Linked DNA regions of Homo sapiens: region 2 is linked to region 1. The links are chromatin contacts, found by Hi-C or POLR2A ChIA-PET in ENCODE. All regions are on one chromosome and are shown on one strand. The core of a region is the stretch at or near the end of the contact, and the rest is flanking DNA. Distances in the headings are between cores, read along the strand shown.

Region 1 (6,288 bases), core at 3,348-5,847:
AATATTCACTGTGTTGGGACCTGTTTTTTGGGGGACAGGGGCCCTGACTCAACTTGAGAACCCAGGCAGGATTGGGCAGAACGTCCGCAGCTGCCTTCATCGTTTCTCTGTGTTCCCTGCAGATACGACGTTGACTCTAAGAGTCCTGATTTATCCAAACACGTGAGTTCTGCCAGTAACTGCTCAGCAATTCCATAGTTTCTGAAATGCCATCCTCTGGGTGAGCCTGGGGCTTTGCTGTGATGGAATGTGTGTCCGACGCTGCGTCCTGTCATTTAAGGGCCCTCACGCTTCCAGGAATTGGGCGATGGGGGAGGTGGGATAGCTGTGAGCAGAGTGGGTGACACTGGTCTCTTCTGTTCCCTGGATATGCAGGATTTCCTGGGCCAGGCCTTCTGCACCCTTGGAGAGATTGTGGGGTCCCCTGGGAGCCGCCTGGAAAAGCCCCTCACGTGAGTGTCTGGGTTGCTTTCCCAGTGGTAGGCCAACTTCCCGCCCATTCTGCTGGGGGCTGGCTCAGGATGGGGACAAAGCAGTCAGCTGGCTATGACTGGCATCTGCAGGGTTATTAGGAATAAAGAGACCCCATGCCTCACTGCTCTCACAGGGCTTCTAATCCAGGTATTTCAGGGGAACCCAGGATGGGTTATTAGAGTCCCATCTCCTGGGAAGGCCCAGGAGGAAATAGACTAGACACCATATAGTCTATTCCCACCCTGACCCCTATCATAGTGTGGAAGAAGAAACTGAAGCCCAGAGAGGGGAAGTGACTTGCCCAAGGACACACAGCTAGGAAGAGGGAGAGCTGGGAGCTGGGATTTGAACCCAGGGCTCTACTCACATAGCATATTCCTAAGATTGTTCACAGCTTGTAGGCCAGAGCTGGGTACAGTGAGGCTCCTCCCGTCCCATCCTGTCCCTGATGGTCCCTGACCTTAATTTGCTTTTAGGGAAAAGCTGTTACTCTGAAGCGGGCTCTGGGATGAGGAATCCAAGGCTTCTCACAGTGGAGCCTGATGATGTCTTCAGGGACCAGCCAGGGCTGGCCGTGTGGTGAGGGTGACCTCTCTTGTCCCTATTTCTCAGGAAGTACCAGGGGCAGGGCCCTTGCCTGTATAAACGATTCTTACCTTTCCCCACACTGGGGAACACTGGTCACCATTCTTTGGTGTCCATATTTCTCTGGACGGCCACCCTCACACTTTGCATTTAAATAAACTAATTTAACTGGATCCCGAGGCTTTTGATTATTTTAGGTTGACACTCGTGGGCAGGGCCCAGGAAAGAGAGGGCAGACTGGGACAGGCATCCAGGCCACAGGGCAAAGCGGCCGGGAAAGGGAGATCATCAGATCTTCTGCCAAGTTCCCACTGGACGCTGTCCCCTCACCATGATCAATAACTGCAGTGTGAACCGGGCACGGTGGCTCACGCCTGTAATCTCAGCACTTTGGGAGGCCAAGGCGATGGATCGCCTGAGCTCAGGAGTTCGAGACCAGCTTGGCCAACATGGTGCAACCCTGTCTCTACTAAAAATACAAAAAAATTAGCTGGGTGTGGTGGTGCACACCTGTAGTCCCAGCTACTCTGGAGGCTGAGGCACGAGAATCACTTGAACCCAGGAGGTTGCAGTGAGCCGAGATTGGGCTACTGTACTCCAACCTGGGCAACAGAGTGAGACTCTGTCTCAAAATAATAATAATAATAATAACTGCAATGTGTGTGTGTGTGGTCTCTCTTCCAGATCCTTGCCCGTGACCCCCAGTAACTCATGATAACTTCAGGGCCCCCGGAAATGTTTCCTTGGCCCCCAAAAGGTCTCATCTCTGGGTTCCTAGAAAACAGTGAAAATAGCTATCATTTATTGAGAATGGGGGAAAACCCCTGTTTTGGGGGTCTCTATAGCTTATAGAATTTGAGGGCCTCTTGCAAAAAAGCATACAAAATTCACATTCATATTTGCTAGGCCCCTCCCTCTTAGGACTTATTTCTAACAGTTTTCATTCGTAATTTTATATTCTTTCTCTAGGAACATCTGCCCCTGTGCCCACTTCAGTGTTAACCATGTGCTGAGTGTAGCATACCCATTAGCATCTGCTCTTTCCAGCAGCACCCCCACCCGTGGCTTTACCTGGGTTGCCAGGATGGAGATGCCCTATGAGGGAGGGTGTCTGTGCTTCCCAACTCCCAGCTGCCTGGGTCCAAAGCCACTAGTCATTTGGGTCTGTTTCCTTCCTGATCTCACCTGGTCCACCGTTGGTGACAGGAAACACCCTCTGGGGGTGGGGGAGTATTGAGGGAGACTTCCTATGGAGATGGCTTTTGAAACTGAGCCTTAAAGGACAAGCAAGTTCTAAAATATAGAGGTTGGCAGGGCTCAGTAGCTCATGCCTGTAATCCCAGCACTGTGGGAGGCCGAGGCGGGTGGATCACCTGAGGTCGGGAGTTTGAGACCAGCCTGACCAACATGGAGAAACCTTGTCTCTACTAAAAATACAAAAATTAGCCTGGCGTGGTGGCACATGCCTGTAGTCCCAGCTACTAGGGAGGCTGAGGCAGGAGAATCGCTTGAACCCAGGAGGCGGAGGTTGCAGTGAGCTGAGATTACACCACTGCACTCTAGCCTGGGTGACAGAACGAGATTCCATCTCAAAAATAAAATAAAATAAAATAAAATACAGAGGTTGACGGCAATGTTGGAGGAGGAGGTGGACCTTTTACCCCATCGAAGATTTCACATATCTTAGTTTAGTTGTCTTCCTGACTAAACCCTGTGAACAGCTCCTGTTTACTGGGCATCTATTTTGGGCCAGGCATGAGGGTCAGTGTTTTGCTTGTGAAATCTGTGTTAGTTCGCTGGGACCATTGTGGCAAATACCACAAACTGAGTGGCTTAAATAAGAAAAATTGATTTTCTCACAATTCTGGCGGCTAGACGTCGGAGATCAAGATGTCAACAGAGTTCATGTCTTCTGAGGATGGCTGTCTTCTTTTTCATCTCTGTGTCTTCAGATTGTCATCTCTCTGTGCACCTCTGTGTCCTAGTCACCTCTTCATATGAGGACACCAGCCATTGGATTAGGGTCCACTGCCATGACCTCATTTTACCTTAATTACCTCCTTAAAGACCCTATCTCCAGGCTGGGCATGGTGGCTCACGCCTGTAATCCAATCACTTTGGGAGGCCAAGGTGGGCAGATCACCTGAGGTCAGGAGTTCGAGACCATCCTGGCCAACATGGTGAAACCTCGTCTCTACTAAAAATACAAAAATTAGCCGGGCATGGTGGTGCGTGCCTGTAGTCCCAGCTACCTGGGAGGCTGAGGCAGGATAATCACTTGAACCTGGTAGGTGGAGGTTGCGGTGAGCCGAGATCACGCCACTGCACTCCAGCCTGGGTGACAGAGCGAGACTCTGTTTCAAAAATAAAAATGAAAATAAAAAAATAAAAAAGACTCTATTTCCAAATATAGTCACATTCTGAGGACCTGGAGATTAAGATTTCAATACATGAATTTTGGGGGATACAGTTCAGCCCATATCATGATCTCATGTGATTCTTCCAGCAGTCTCCCCATCTTGCAGTCTGGATGCGGAGTCTGGAAAGGGAGAACAGGGGTTCCCAAGCTGCAGCAGGTACCAGTGTCACCAAAGATTGCTGGGCTCCACCCCGCAGAGTTCCTGATCCTGTGGGTATGGGCTCGGCCTGGGAATTTACATTCCTATTAATAACATTCCCAGGACATGCTGGTGCTGCTGGTCTGGGCATCCCACCTTGAGAACCACTGAAGGAGAGGAATTTGCCCAGAAGAAGGACTCCACTTGCTCTGGCCTGTGGCTTTGATCCTGTTTTAATGACTTCCAGAGCAGCCGCTTGTCTCCAAGCATCTGGATGCCAAGTGCGCTGGCCTGTCTGGGTGGGGGTACTCAGCTCATGGCATGCTCTCTCTCCCCCTCTCTCTCCACAGGATAGGCGCATTCAGCCTGAATTCCAGGACGGGCAAACCCATGCCAGCTGTGTCCAACGGGTACGTTGCCAGACATCTCTGGCCCTGGAGTCCTTAGACATTCAGCCAGCTCTGCAAAGGGGGCCTCAGAGTCTGGGCCTCGTCCCTGCTCCCATCACTGCGAATTTGGCCCTGATCCGGGGACAGAGAGTCCTGGGTTCCTCCTTAGGCACCCAGGCTCTTTGGGCCCTGAACAGAGGCCCCCACTCGGCAGTGGGCCCCTCCCCCATCCAAGCTAGAGCTTGGGCATCTCAAGCCCCAGTGGCTCCTGGGACTTCAGGGAGAGGGTGGGGCTTACAGGTGGGGGATGTTGTCTATGAATAGCGGGGCTGGGCACTCTCTGTTCCCTTCCTCTCTCCCTGGCCTGGCTTCTCTAGGCCCCCAATCCCCACCCTTCTCTCCCCCTCTTTCCTCCCCTGTCTTTATCCTTTCCCCCCTGTTCCCCTCCCTTGTTTTGGCTGCTGGATGTCCGCCTCCTCCTCACCACAGAGTAGATCCAGCTGAATCCCCACTTTTCACGTTTGCTCGTTTGCTCGCCAGCTGCGGTGGGCCAGCCTCACTCCACCACCCTGACCATCTGGCTTCGGCTGGCCTCATGCAAATGTGGCCAACGCAGAGCCTCCCCCTCCTTCCCTCCCCTTCTTTCCCGGTTGGGGAGTTCCCACCCTGGCTTCTTTCTCACGCCCACTCGCCCACTGGGGCTGGAGGTGGGGGTGTGCAGGGCAGGGAACCTCTGCCTGGAGGGGCCTCTGCAGAAGGGCATTTTGTTGGGGTAAGCAGAGCTCCCCTGGCCTTCCCTGAGAGCTCTCAGGAATTGAGGTTGCAGCAGCTGGATATGCCACTGGACCAGCTGCAGGTGGGGAAGGGGCCTCCGGCGGGCCCGGGGATGCTCACAGCCCAGGGAGAGCATGGATGCTAATTCACCTGGAGAGTAGAGAAGCAGCAACTGGGGAGGCAGCAGGAGTCAGACAGAGATACAAAGACAGGGAGGGAGGGAGAGAGAGAAAGGAAGGCCAAGAAGGTGGGAGCAGGTTGGGGCTGGAGAGGAGGGAAAGAAGGATCGGAAATAGAAGAAGGACTCAGAGGCAAAGAGAGGAACAGATGGAGAAACATGGGGCGGAGGAGGCTGGCGTGGAGGATTCTATCTCCCTGGGCAAACAAATCATGTCTTTACTACCATGGAGGACCAGACCAGCGGGTGGGGAGGGGCTTTGAGGCACTCAGCTCAGCTGCCCAAGTCTAGGGGGACAACCTGGCAGGCACTGTCCCCTGTCCGTGGCAGGGGATGCCCCAGATGTGGCCCCCGCTCTGCTCACCTGATTTGGAGAGATCTGGGCTGTCCTGCCAGCCCTCCAGGGCCGGCTTCCCTTCCTCCCCTGCCTCCTCTGTTTGAGAGCCTCTCCCTCCAATAGCTGGTGCTGGGAAGAGCTCCATCAGTGGTTCTCAAAGTGTGTTCCACAGACAGCATGCTGGTGGCCCTGTGGCTGGCCTGAGGTGTGAGGCTGGATTTTACCAGCGTTGCACAATTGTGAAGTAAAGGGTGCAGGGAGGGGGATGCTGCTCACTGCGGGCCTTCTCTGTGCCAAGCACTGTGTGGTATATACAGTCACGCTCATTATATAGGGGAGAAAACTGAGGCTCAGAGAGGTACAGGAATGAGCCCAAAGTCACAGAGCTGCTGGACAAGCCGACATTTTCCTCTCCCTCCCAGTGGCCCCTGACTACACTGGGACTCCCCCACCTCTGGCTTAGTCCCAAACATTAGAGTGGGCTGGGATGGTGCCTGAAGGAGGGGGTCCTATCTAACCAGGGGAAGAGGTGGTTCAGTTCCCCTGAGTGGAGCCCCAGCCGAAGAACTTGCCCTCCTGGAGGGATGTGCTGGGGTGGACCGACTTCACGGACCTTGATCTGGTTGCCCACTTCACTGGGGAGCTGCACAGTCGGCTGGGATCTCTCACTCCCAGGGAGACCCCAGCCAAGGCATTTAAGGGGAGGTAGCCATGGGAAGGAGCCTGGGCAAGCTGCCAGCGAGGGCCCACCAGCCCTCCTGCCTTCCTCCCTCCCGTGACACATCAGAGTGGCTCAGAGCTGGACTGTCCCGGGACGCTGGGGGTCAGCTGGGTGTGAGGTGGGGTGGCTAGCCCATGAGGTCTTTTGCCCACAGAAGTGGTCTTTGGATGGAAAGTTTGAGAACCACTGGTCTGGAAGCCTCCGGGTGAGTCTGGATGCTTTTCCAATTCTAGGACTTTCACTGCAGGCACTACCCTTCCTGGTGGGCTCTC
Region 2 (6,422 bases), core at 3,472-5,971, 59 kb before region 1:
AATGGCATGATCTCGGCTCACTGCAACCTCCACCTACTGGGTTCAAGCAATTCTCCTGCCTCAGCCTCCCAAGTAGCTGGGACTACAGGTGTGTGCCACCATGCCTGGCTAATTTTTTTTTTGTATTTTTAGTAGAGATGGGGGTTTCACTATGTTGGCCAGGCTGGTCTCGAACTCATGACCTCGTGATCCACCTGCCTTGGCCTTCCAACGTGCTGGGATTATAGGCATGAGCCACCGCGCCTGGTCTAACTTACATCCTTTTGCTCTTAGAGCAAAACCTGCCTGAGCTTAGGGTATCCAGCCCAGCACCCTGCTCTTGTGGGCATAATATAAATAACATTTGGTGGTGATGCTGCTAGCAAATAATTCCCAATCCCATGTTTCTTCATTTTCCCTTTATTCATTTATTTAGAGTCAAGGTTTTGCCTCTTGCCTAGACTGGAGTATACTGACATGATCATAGCTCACCGTAAACTCAAACTCCTGGGCTCAAAGCAGTCCTCCTGCCTCAGCCTCCTAAGGAGCTGGGACTACAGGCATGTGCTACCACATCTGGCTGAATTTTAAAATTTTTTTGTGAGCCAGGTGCAGTGGTTCACGCCTATAATCCCAGCACTTGGGAAGCCAAGGAGGGAGGATTGCTTGACGCCAGGAGTTTGAGACCAGCCTGGGCAACGTAGCAAGACCCCATCTCTAAAAAAAAAAAATTTATGGAGTCAGGGTCTCGCTCTGTGGCCCAGCTCAAACTCCTGGCCTCCAGCAGTCCTCCTGCCTCAGCTTCCCAAAGTGCTGAGATTTTAGATGTGAGCCACCACACCTGGCCCTGTTTTCTCTTAATGATGTACTGCCTCACCTCTCAGTGGACTCTGCCGACCGTAATGTCCCTTTCTGCCACATTGCCACTTACCAGCTATTTCTCCTTCAGCTGGATAGCTTTAACTTAAATGAATTTTATTTTCCATCACCTAGGTTAAGGGTGGCAAATAGGTTTCAACTCTGGGGCTATTACTGATTAATTAATAACGGCTGCCTGAGTTCTGGGTTGATAACATTCAGAGGCAAATCTAGCTCAGCAGGGAAGAATACTGATTGATTGGCAATGTCTGTGATGGGCACAGGGATAGGACTTGGGGCACTCATGTCTAAAATACTCAAAAAAAGGTTAAAAATCAAGAAACCTCTTAACACATCAGATTATGAATGGTGGTTATCTCTAGATGGTCAGGTTACAGAGGATTTTAATGTTCTTTTGATAATGTTCTATGTTTTCTACCTTTTTGATAGTGAACATGTATTATTTTAATGTGCAGGAAAAAATAGCGTTATTTTGAAAAGGAAAGTCTTATCGGAATGAAACCAATGATTTGAATGTGCTATTAGTGCTAGATTCTGTAGTTGCAATATACCTAGCAGTGGGGTAGGTGTCACTGCCTTTTCCTTTCCTCTACTCTGAGAAATCCTTTGACCCTGGGCCATCATTCTTGCTGTGAGATAGAATGTGTGACTGGCTGATTCATGTGTCATCTTCCAATCGGGCAGGTCGAGGTGGTGCATCTATCTATGGCAAACAGTTTGAAGATGAACTTCATCCAGACTTGAAATTCACGGGTAAGTGTATAATTTGGCTGGACTGGGTAGGAACGGGGATTTTAAAAGCTCACTCTTTTGGCCATGATTCAAGGTGAATGCCTGACACCGTGGCATGGTGCCAGATAGCTGCCCAGCCATGGCGCCATGAAGTGCCCTGGTGGATTAGAGAAAGCAGCGCCTCTCACAAAGTTCTGAGCAATTCAGAGCACTGGTCGGTGTGTTCTAGACTCTAACTACTTGTTAAAGGTCACAGGATATCAAAAGTGTCCTCAAAGAAACAGGAAACCTTGCTGGGTTTTTGAGGGCAGTCAGGAACATGGTCCACAGTTAGTGAGGAGCATCAGGGGTCAAGGCTGGGGAATAGGTGAGGACAAGGAAGATGAAGTCGCCAGAATAGTGTAGTGATGGCCTTTGTACAGGGCAGAGAGACTGCCCTGAGGGGTTGTCTGGGTCTGGACAGAGGCCAGAACAAAGTCCTGGCTGCTTTTTCATCCCTAGGATGGGGCAGCAGCTCTACACTGGACCTGTGGGGTTATTTATACTCTTTCCTTTCTTCCTTTTTCCCACCAGGGGCTGGAATTCTCGCAATGGCCAATGCGGGGCCAGATACCAATGGCAGCCAGTTCTTTGTGACCCTCGCCCCCACCCAGTGGCTTGACGGCAAACACACCATTTTTGGCCGAGTGTGTCAGGGCATAGGAATGGTGAATCGCGTGGGAATGGTAGAAACAAACTCCCAGGACCGCCCTGTGGACGACGTGAAGATCATTAAGGCATACCCTTCTGGGTAGACTTGCTACCCTCTTGAGCAGCTCTTCTGAGATGGCCCCAGTGAACCAGCTTCTAGATGACATAGAATGACATGTAATGCTAAATTCATTTTGGCTTTGCAAGTCATGAAGCTTAGGAGGCCTGGCATCTTGGGTGAGTTAGAGATGGAAGTACATTTTAATAGGATGCTTCTTTTCTCTTCCCCCAGTGCCTAGGTTGCCAGAGCATTTGCACAAATGCCCCTGTTTATCAATAGGTGACTACTTACTACACATGAACCATAATGCTGCTTCTTGTGCATGTCTGCTCTGATATACGTCGAACAATGTAGCAGCCACTGTCATTTCTCAGTGGTTTTGCCTAACCAAACTTCTTCCTAAGGAGATTTATATTCTGGCCTACACAGCAGTCCTTGATGGCTGACAGCCACAGAATTCCAAACCAAGTAGTGTCTGTCAGCCCTCTTAACTCTGTGCACGCCCTATTTCAGTCTTTTACATTTGTTCTTCTAGGGAATGTATGCATCTCTATATATATTTTCCCTCTCAAAACCAGAACATCAACAGTGCTGTTTCTGACACTTCAGACATCCCACGCAAAGCCACATTGAATTTTTGCCAAATGAAAAACACATCCAACAATCAAGTTTCTAAGAAGGTGTCAAGTGGGGAATAATAATAATGTATAATAATCAAGAAATTAGTTTATTAAAAGGAAGCAGAAGCATTGACCATTTTTTCCCAGAGAAGAGGAGAAATCTGTAGTGAGCAAAGGACAGACCATGAATCCTCCTTGAGAAGTAGTACTCTCAGAAAGGAGAAGCGCCACTCAAGTTCTTTTAACCCAAGACTTTAGAGAAATTAGGTCCAAGATTTTTATATGTTCAGTTGTTTATGTATAAAAATAACTTTCTGGATTTTGTGGGGAGGAGCAGGAGAGGAAGGAAGTTAATACCTATGTAATACATAGAAACTTCCACAATAAAATGCCATTGATGGTTGAAATTGCTGCTGTGGTCTGATTCTAAATATTGTATGAGGTTCCAATGGTCATTTTAATCCCAGTCATCTTAAGTAGTAGTACAGAGATTGAATGTTCAAGATTTCACATCATTTTAGGCTTGTGGATCTCCAGTAGACTTCTCCCTCTTTAAGAGCAATTCTAACTTTAAAAGGGCAGAACCAGAGAAAGAATTAAGTGACAGAAATTGACATTTCTGAATAAGAGGTGTATTCATCTGTTTTCACATTGCTATAAAGACACTACCTGAGACTAGGTAATTTATAAACAAGAGAGGTTTAATTGACTCACAGTTCCACATGGCTAGGGAGACCTCAGGAAACTTACAATAATGGTGGAAGGCAAAGGAGAAGCAAGCACCTTCTTTACAAGGTGGCAGGAGAGAGAGCGAGCACGGGGGAAACCACCATATTTAAACCATCAGATCTCATGAGATCTCCCTCACTATCGTGAGAACAGCATGCAGGGGGAAAATGCCCCATGATCAGTCACCTCCCACCAGATCCCTCCCTCGACACAGAGGATTACAATTCGAGATGAGATTTGGGTGGGGACACAGAGCCAAACCATGTTGGGGGGATTACCTGTAAGTGAACCAGGTGTATGTGCTAAGAGACCTGCACCATCCCTGGAATTTGCAGAGAGCCCACCTGCACATTATTATGGGACCAGAGGCAGTATATGTTGTGGTGTTTGGTTCCTTAAGCTGGTAGCTCCTTGAAGAGGGGATTATAACTTTAATGTTTCTTACTACTCTATCAATTTTGGAAATGGTGATTTACTTTATGGAATGGCCAAACAAGGTTCTGTTCCCCAAGCCTTCCCTACCTTCAACCTCTTTCTCTACCTTTCTCTTTTCTCTCAATAGCAAAAAAGCAAAACCCAACAACAAACCATATAAATGACTTTGTAACTTCCCAGAGATGGTTTTTGTATGCAAAGTAGTGTTCTACACTCTGGAAAAAATAGAAATGTATTTCTTTCAGCCTGAACTGGGTGGACATAATTGGATCTGCCTCTGAGAGCAAGGAATAGCACCTGTTCACTAACCTCCCAGAATCGTAATCCTGAAAATCTCCACTTTCATCCAAGGCACAGGCGTGGTGGAAACGTATCATGGCTACTCTGAAGCAAAGAAGGTTCTGCATGCCTTGGGAGGAGAGCCACACAGGCACAGTTCCTTGTTTTTGGAAAGGGACACCAAATCCATGCTAAGGCAGTCACGTGGGCACATACCAGTTTTCATAGAGGATATGACCTCAGAGAGTGAAGCTTGAATTGTTTCACAATTTGTGGTTCTGCCAGTTAGCCAGAGTTGTAGAAGTTCCCGTTTCCTTATAAGGGAAGCTCATCTAAAAGGAATCCTGCTTAATTCTTTGGTCATATGAGTGTCTACATCCTGTCAGGATTAGTACCATTGAGACAGGTCTCATAAAAGTGGGGTGTACTAGAGATAGTTCATTTTTGTTACATCTCATCACGGTGAGGGTGGTGAGCTTTCTCCTGGCTTATCAGGAGAAAACAAGGATAAGTTTAAAACTTGGATGGGGATTATTGAAGATAGGTGTGGAGGACCATGGGGGGCTCATCAAGGCACAGGAGAGAGACAGCTCTCTGCTGCTTCTCGTGGGGGAAGGGAAAGAGATTCTAGACATTTGGAGAAGGCTTAAAGTTGGAAGTAGATACACCAGTGGAAAAGGCTTTCAAACAGGTGCCCCTGGGATGATGGATAAGAGAAGCTTGGCACACAGACTATAAAGAATATGGCCCAAGGGCCCTAGCCCAGGGCTTCTCACATGACTACATGCAGGAATCACTGAGGGAGCCTGTTAGGAAGCAGCTTCTGACTCAGCACTCAGCCAGAGAGTCTGCAGTTCTCGCCAGCTCCCAGGAGATGGTGACTGCCGGTCCAGACACCACCCTTTGAGTAGTGAGGTCCTAGAGGTCACATTTGTCCAACATGAAACTGGGGAGGGGGGGTTTCCCTAAGAGCAAGGGCAGTCAGGACCATGAACCAATCTTATGCCTCCTGGAGCAGAGCTCTCCACCTCATCCTGGTGGTCTTGGAAGAGTGAAGAGATTCAAAGCACACGATGAGCTTTAACATAAGCTGCTGGCTTTGGCTACTGGGATTGAGCTTTATGAAAGTGTTCTGTTCCCACAGCAGTACAACATGGACTTCAGACCCTGGTATGTGGCACTGAGATACCTTGTGTGGACACCAGGGTGGGTGAGATTGGGTGATCAGTAGACATCACAGAAAATGCAGGGAAAAGAGCATCAACAAAGATGACATTGGGGGAAAGAGCTCTGGAACCTGACTGTCGGGGTTCAGATCCCAGCTCCACCACTTAGCAGCAGCATGAACTTAAGTTTCTTAATTTCTCTGTGCTTTAGTTTCTTCCACTATAAAATGAGAATAATGGGCCAAACTTCAAGGGCTATTGTGAAGATTAAATGAGCTAGAACAGGTATTTAGAACAGGAACTGGCATTTAGAAAACACCCCCAAAATGCTAGTTGTTGTTACTACCAGTGGCCCTTGAAGCCACCACACACCTGTCCTACCTCTTCATCTCGACATATACACAGCCTGACCTGTCTCAGCCTCTCACCTCACAGCTTCTCCCTCCCACTGGGCTAACCTCTGAGAACAAGGACCTTGTCTTACTCCCCTCTGTAAGTCTTCCCAGCACCTTGTGTAGTAATTTGAGGTTATTGCTGAATGTATCAAATAAAATGTTCTCCATCAGAAAAAGATTGAGATCCTCTTGTAGAAATTGCTGTACCCCAACTCTCCAAACCCAGGCTTCAGCTGGTATGGCAGCCAAGCCTTTCCACTGAGCTCTCTGGAAGTCCTCAGCCTGATGTATTTTTGGATTGTGTCTCCAGAATATGTCAAAATAGCTTTCCCCACACAAACACGATTGCTGCCCCCAGATCCTCAAGCCAGTCAGAGCCATCACTGGGGCCCCTTTTGGCACCATATTCTTGCAACATGTGGAGGAGGAAGCATTGAAAAGCACGTTAAAGCGGTGG

Evidence for each region. Hi-C counts contacts between places; a loop is a spot of excess contacts on that map. ChIA-PET counts read pairs that join two places held with the same protein, here RNA polymerase II (POLR2A). Pooled maps may share reads with other maps.
Region 2: a map with no recorded cell type shows a loop between it and region 1 (2.1-fold over the local background). The contact joins two enhancer-like sites. A Hi-C loop is called at or near these places in 10 of 168 maps with a recorded cell type or tissue (CD14-positive monocyte, Calu3, GM12878 and 7 more), 8 of 37 single-sample maps with no recorded cell type and 15 of 50 pooled maps. POLR2A ChIA-PET finds 5 or more read pairs at or near these places in 7 of 52 experiments (AG04449, H1, K562 and 4 more).

What each region holds. Positions count from the first base shown.
Region 1 is chr6:36,792,329-36,798,616 of GRCh38, reverse strand. CPNE5 (copine 5) reads left to right here. Exons shown (of 21, transcript NM_020939.2): 5 at 123-162; 6 at 376-452; 7 at 3,968-4,027. Among named protein-coding and RNA genes, the nearest start is that of CPNE5, 44 kb to the left of the region's middle. RefSeq lists enhancers at 3,829-4,493, 4,494-5,160. Within about 2 kb of position 4,597, at least 4 of the 41 ENCODE cell types and tissues checked have a DNase peak (open chromatin) inside an H3K27ac peak, as active enhancers do.
Region 2 is chr6:36,851,775-36,858,196 of GRCh38, reverse strand. PPIL1 (peptidylprolyl isomerase like 1) reads left to right here. Exons shown (of 4, transcript NM_016059.5): 3 at 1,543-1,611; 4 at 2,164-3,368. The coding sequence ends at 2,384. Among named protein-coding and RNA genes, the nearest start is that of CPNE5, 16 kb to the right of the region's middle. Within about 2 kb of position 4,721, at least 17 of the 41 ENCODE cell types and tissues checked have a DNase peak (open chromatin) inside an H3K27ac peak, as active enhancers do.